2 separate regions of the Mus musculus genome follow, and region 2 is linked to region 1. The links are chromatin loops, found by intact Hi-C in ENCODE. Cell type or tissue: left cerebral cortex. All regions are shown on one strand. Each heading gives the region's core, and the rest is flanking DNA. Links, peaks and the distances in the headings are about the cores only. Region 1 has its middle 100 kb from the start of Gm25501. Region 2 has its middle 46 kb from the start of Gm40145.

Evidence for each region. Peaks named below come from ENCODE experiments on the same cell type or tissue, not always from the same donor. Only the 100,000 strongest peaks of a DNase experiment are listed, where the experiment ranks them.
Region 2: it touches region 1 in a loop (5-fold over the local background); 15 of 42 quality-filtered maps call a loop at or near these places.

Annotation. Positions count from the first base shown.
Region 1 is chr3:126,902,460-126,905,381 of GRCm38, forward strand. No RefSeq gene overlaps it. Among named protein-coding and RNA genes, the nearest start is that of Gm25501, 100 kb to the right of the region's middle. In left cerebral cortex, for the core only: a CTCF peak has its summit at 1,279 (motif pointing left); a DNase peak (open chromatin) is centred at 1,248.
Region 2 is chr3:125,851,691-125,854,612 of GRCm38, forward strand. No RefSeq gene overlaps it. Among named protein-coding and RNA genes, the nearest start is that of Gm40145, 46 kb to the right of the region's middle. In left cerebral cortex, for the core only: no CTCF peak of the experiment used is centred there; no DNase peak of the experiment used is centred there.

The sequences.
Region 1 (2,922 bases), core at 301-2,800:
TGTGTGTAAGAGAAAGAGAGGGAGGAGAGAGAGAGAAGGAGTACACAGTCCATATGTATGTGAAGAGGAGGAGGAGGGCAATTAGTGGGGATCAATATAATTGTCTGATGAATGCACATCAGTGTTCTTATGTCAAGAACATATTGCATACGTAACAGGGTATGTTACATATGCAACATTCTCAAATCTGTTGAGATGAGTTATTTTCTCTTTTTAGTAAAAAATGCACTGCTGAAGACCCAATATGTAGAGTGACTGTGCTTCCTTGACAAGTGCCCAAGAAAATAATTTTCTATAAAAGCAAAACTAGGGAATCAACAGACAGAAATAATTATTATCATTTGTTAGACATTAGGGTTGGCTTTTTATCACTGGAGAGATAGTTTCTAGAAGACTAGAGTTGTGGCAATGTGGCACTGCTATTCTGACCCTACCCATCTTACCTCTATAAGTGAGAAACTGCCTGCTTGCTGTGCAAATAACAACATAAGCAAAGTGCTTGAACCAGTAGCTGACTGACAGAAAGGTCTCAATAACTGCCTCCCTCCCCCTCTCCCTCCCCCTCTCCCTCTCCCTCCCCCTCCTCCTCCCTCTCTCCTCTCCCTCTCCTTCTCCCTCTCCTTCTTCCTCTCCAGGTGTGTGTGTGTGTGTGTGTGTGGTGCGTGTGGAGGTCAGAAATCATGTTTGAGGTGTTGGTTCCCTCCTTCTACCATGTGGGGTCTGAGAATGGACTCTGATTGTTAGACTTGTCAGCAAGGGGTCTTACTTAACCTTCTCTTCATTCCTAGTGATGCACTTTTTATTAAAAAGAGAATAAGCCAGGCGTGGTGGCGCACGCTTTTAATCCCAGCACTCGGGAGGCAGAGGCAGATTTCTGAGTTCGAGGCCAGCCTGGTCTACAAAGTGAGTTCCAGGACAGCCAGGGCTACACAGAGAAACCCTGTCTCGAAAAACCAAAAAAAAAAAAAAAAAAAAAAAAAAAAAGAGAGAGAGAGAGAGAGAATAGCCCATCTCTACAGATTTGAGTTAAAATGTTGTTGGTTTTCTGATTAAATTTTTAATAGTTAATGTGTAAGTGAATTGTGTGTGTGTGTGTGTGTGTGTGTGTGTGTGTGTACAGAGATGTTAGAGCTACTAGGTCAACAATCCACTCCACATTTTACAAAGAGAACTGTGAGCTAGAAAAGTGAGCCTGTGTGTGTGGTGGGCAATTTGGTCACAAAAGCAGTCATGGACCTTCTGCAGATGTCCAATCGCCTGCTGTCCTCTAGTGGTAGAGGCAGGGAAAAACCTCATCTATACCAATTTTAAAAAAAAAGATTTTCAGAGACAGAGCTCACGTGAGTCAATCTTATTGGTCTTTATAGATTGGACTCCAAAGTTAAAACTCCTCCCTATGCTTGTTATCTATGTGTGTTTTAGCTTAAGTTCTTTTCATACAACTCATATAGCACACGTTCCTATTTGGGGGAAATGTATTTACAAAGTTTTTCTGTTTTTGACTAATCTCTATATTGGTCTAAAACTAAAATATTAGTTATGGGTTTATAATACCTTATCAACTGTGCTTATCTACTTAGGCTTACTTATATATATAATAGAAGGAGCATATACTATCACAGCGTGTGATAGGGATGAACAGCAGGGAGAAAGAGGGAAGGGAGGGAATGAGAGAGGGAGGGAGAAAAGAAAGGAAAACAGGAAAGAAGGAAGGAAGGCAAGCGGGCAGGCAAGGAGAGAGGAATTAAATCTAACCAGAGGTTACGTATGACCTGGAATGCCTCCTTTTCCACAGAACCATGGGGAACAAATGACAACAGATTTACCAATCAATCACAGTGACAGTGTAAAATATATTTTAAAATATGCATACACCATCTACATTTTCCCTAGCACTTACTAATACACATTTTCTAGTTAAATCTACATGCTATTCTACATCCTATTAAAGATATAAAACTATCACAAGGGTTTTTACACTATTATTTTAAAGATACTATAGTATATTTCACATAGTGACATCAATGAATTTCTTAGATAGAGCTGCTGAGTCAAAGGGTTTTATGTGTATTTAAGTATAAAAGGCACTGTTTTTGTACTGTGTACCTACAGGAACTTGAGCACCCCATTTCCCCTACTAAGAGTGAAGAAATTTGGAATTGTTTCCAAATTAAGAGGGTGAAGATTATCTTACAGTGTTAATGTTGGTTTTCTTTAAAGGTTATTTGGACCTTTTTGGGCTAATATCCACTTATCAGTGAGTGCATACCATGTGTGTTCTTTTGCAATTGGGTTACCTCCCTCAGGATGATTTTTTTTTTTTTTTGCTTAAGAATTTCATGAATACATCGTTTTTAATAGCTGAGTAGTACTCTATTGTGTAAATGTACCACATTTTCTGTATCCATTCCTCTGTTGAGGGACATCTGGGTTCTTTCCAGCTTCTCGCTATTATAAATAAGGCTGCTATGAACATAGTGGAGCATGTGTCCTTATTACATGTTGGAGCATCTTCTGGGTATATGTCCAGGAGTGGTATAGCTGGGTCCTCGGGTAGTACTATGTCCAATTTTCTGAGGACCCACCAAACTGATTTCCAGAGTGGTTGTACCAGTTTGCAATTCCACCAGCAATGGAGAAGTGGTCCTCTTTCTCCACATCCTCATCATCATCTGTTGTCACCTGAGTTTTTGATTTTAACCATTCTGACCAGTGTGAGGTGGAATCTCAGGGTTATTTTGATTTGCATTTCTCTGGATGTTGGACATTTTTGTTGTTGTTGTTGTTGTTGAAGGTTAATTTACTTCTCTTTTTTTCCATTTTTTATTAGGTATTTAGCTCATTTACATTTCCAATGCTATACCAAAAGTCCCCCATACCCACCCACCCCCACTCCCCTACCCAACCACTCCCCCTTTTTGG
Region 2 (2,922 bases), core at 90-2,589, 1.1 Mb before region 1:
CATTCATTACTCTGTGCTGAAGATTTAAAGAAATTCACAAGATTTGAAAGTTATTCCAATTGGAGGGAAGAGCAGTGCAATGGTTTCTACTATGTAGATAACTTATTGCATCAGTGAAATGAGAGAGAGAGAGAGAGAGAGAGAGAGAGAGAGAGAGAGAGAGAGAATAAGAGTAAACGATTGCATTAGTACTAGCTGCTTGTAAGAATAGCATAGTGCAGACCTTATCCCGTCTTTAGGTCTTGCATTCTATCGAGCCTTCTACAAGTTGTCTGAGCTACAGAAAGGCAGACTAAACGTTTTGGTTAGACATGAGCACCTAATGATCTCAGAAGCTTACATAGGCACTGCAGTGCAGTGGAAAGAACTCTCTGGCTAAAGCCAAGAATGACACAAGGTTGAGCCCATGAACAGCTAGCTGGGAGAGACTAAGGCCCTAACCATCACCAATGAACCATTTGCTGCTGATAGATTCAGGGAGAGAGGGAGGCATTGCCTTTAATCTTGAATCCACCGTTGACTTCATCAGACTCTAACTGCATATATAGCAGAAGATGGCCTAGTCAGCCATCATTGGGAAGAGAGGCCCCTTGGTATTGCAAACTTTATGCCCCAGTGCAGGGGAACACCGGGGCCAAGAAGTGGAAGTAGGTGGGTAGGGAAGCAGGGCGGGGTGGGGGGAGGGTATGGGGGACTTTCGGGATAGCATTTGAAATGTAAATGAAGAAAATATCTAATAAAAAAAATTTAAAAATCCATGGTGAATCTTACACTATTTATAAACTCATGTATAACATGTCAGTATTAACACATCAATCATAAGAAACCTTCAAACATGCAAACATCGATTAAGAAACATTAATTAGATGACTTTCACAGGGATCGAGGCTGGGATTATTTTAAGTTTTCAATTGGGGTAAACTTATGGGTTTATACAGATTTATGTTTTATAATAACATCTTCAGTGACAACCATATGTACACACGAATATGTAGGTGTTTATATCACTGTGTGTACAGTATTTAGAATGTGTGACAATAAGTATAGAAAAACAGTACATTCAGGTCTTAATGAGTAACATCCAAATACTATTGAGAAGCCAGGAAGAAAGGGAACAGAGGACTGAAGTGCCTCAGAAACAAGATTCTCCTTAACAGATCAAGATTGCCATGAAGACAGGAAACTAGCAAAACCTCACCCATTCTTCCCCAAACCTCCTTGAGAGGAAACTGGTTAATTAGGTAATAAATCCCTCAGCTTCTGCTGAAAGCCTATTCTGTGCCAGATGCTGATTGCACACCAATGAACTAGACCAACACAAAACCAAGTGGTAATGAATCAAAGAAGAAGAAGACAGAAGAGCACAGAACCAGAGAAAGCCAGAGAAAGCTAGCAAGTGGGTCTTCCTTGAGTTGAGGTATGACACAAACATATTTCGTTTTATCACATACAAATATGGGCTTACTTATACATGAAGTTATAATCCCATTTCTCAACATGTGCTAATATGGGAGCAATAATACAATAAAAGAAATAGAATGCTTCTTTTATTCTTTCATGTGATGATTTTATGTGTTTTTTGTTTTTATTTTTGTTTTTGGTTTTGGTTTTTTGTTTTGTCTCATGATTGTGCTGAGTGCTAGTGATGCAGGTGAAAAAGTCAATAACACAGGTAATTAGCTGAGGAGTGAATATACAAAGAAGCCTGGTGAATAGCCATGAGAACAGTAGAGGACTTAAAAGACTGAGAAATCTTTCTCTGAAAGGTGATGTTTAGAACCCTGAGTCCAAGGTGGGAAGCTCCAGCTTAGAAAAGGGCAAAGGAGATACATGACACAAGTGAAGAGACCAGTGCAGTGAGATTTTCAGAAGAGGGAAAACATAAAGCCATCTCTTGCCATCACTGAAGAGCGCACTGTCATAAGATGCAAATAGTCCATTTAGATGATGGCGAAGCCGTGAGAGGAAAAAAGGGTTTTAAGGATGCAGTTATGCAGCACAGAATGAAGGCTTACACACCTATAAAGGAGCTGCAAAATGACTGAGAAAGAAGAGATAGCATGATCAATTAATTGTGTTTAGATAAGTCAGCCTGTGAGTGCAAGGACAACAGATTGCAGGAGAGACAACTAATTTCCCCTTCAAGAAAGGAGGGAGCAGAGAGCAAGTGAAAGGTGAACAATGACAGGGTTTTTGTTTATCACACAAGCACAGCTACTGAAGCATCAGTCCAAAACAAAGTAGAAGGCAAGGATGGACATTTAGTTATTCTATGACATCCACATTCACATGCATTTGTGGCACGTGTCCAGCTGCACGTGCATACACGCACACACATCACTTTCTTTTAAAGGCAGAATGATGTAGAGATGGAAAAGGTTAGGGGAACCAAGGTGAAAGGTGTTTACCAGCATTGTGGATTGTTTACTGGTATTGTGCAGTGTATACAGTTATTGTGGGTTATTTATTGCCAGGCATTTGTAGTCCAGCACGTTTTCAATTCTTTATCTGAAGCTCTATCCCAATAATCCTCATTGGTATTCCAGAATCCCTTCTGGATCTTTCTTCTTGGATGACTTGATGATTCCACCATTCTAAACAATTGCAAAGAGGAATCTCAATCGTGAGTGATTTGGGCTCAGGAATCTAATGTACATGTTGTTATTTTGTTGTTGTAGATTACATTTTCACTGGTACTGTAATGAAGAAGACAAATGTACATAGAAGGAATACATTCACATTGGCACCATCATTCTCAGCAAGCAATAGATCATCAGCAGATATTAATGGAGGGGGACACATAAAAATAAAAACCAAAGAAATTGGTGATGATTTGAAAAAGTTCTGGAAAATAAGAAAAAAGGAGCTTCGGTGGCACAGATAAAATATAAGACTGGCACCAAGCAATAAAGAAAAGGCTCT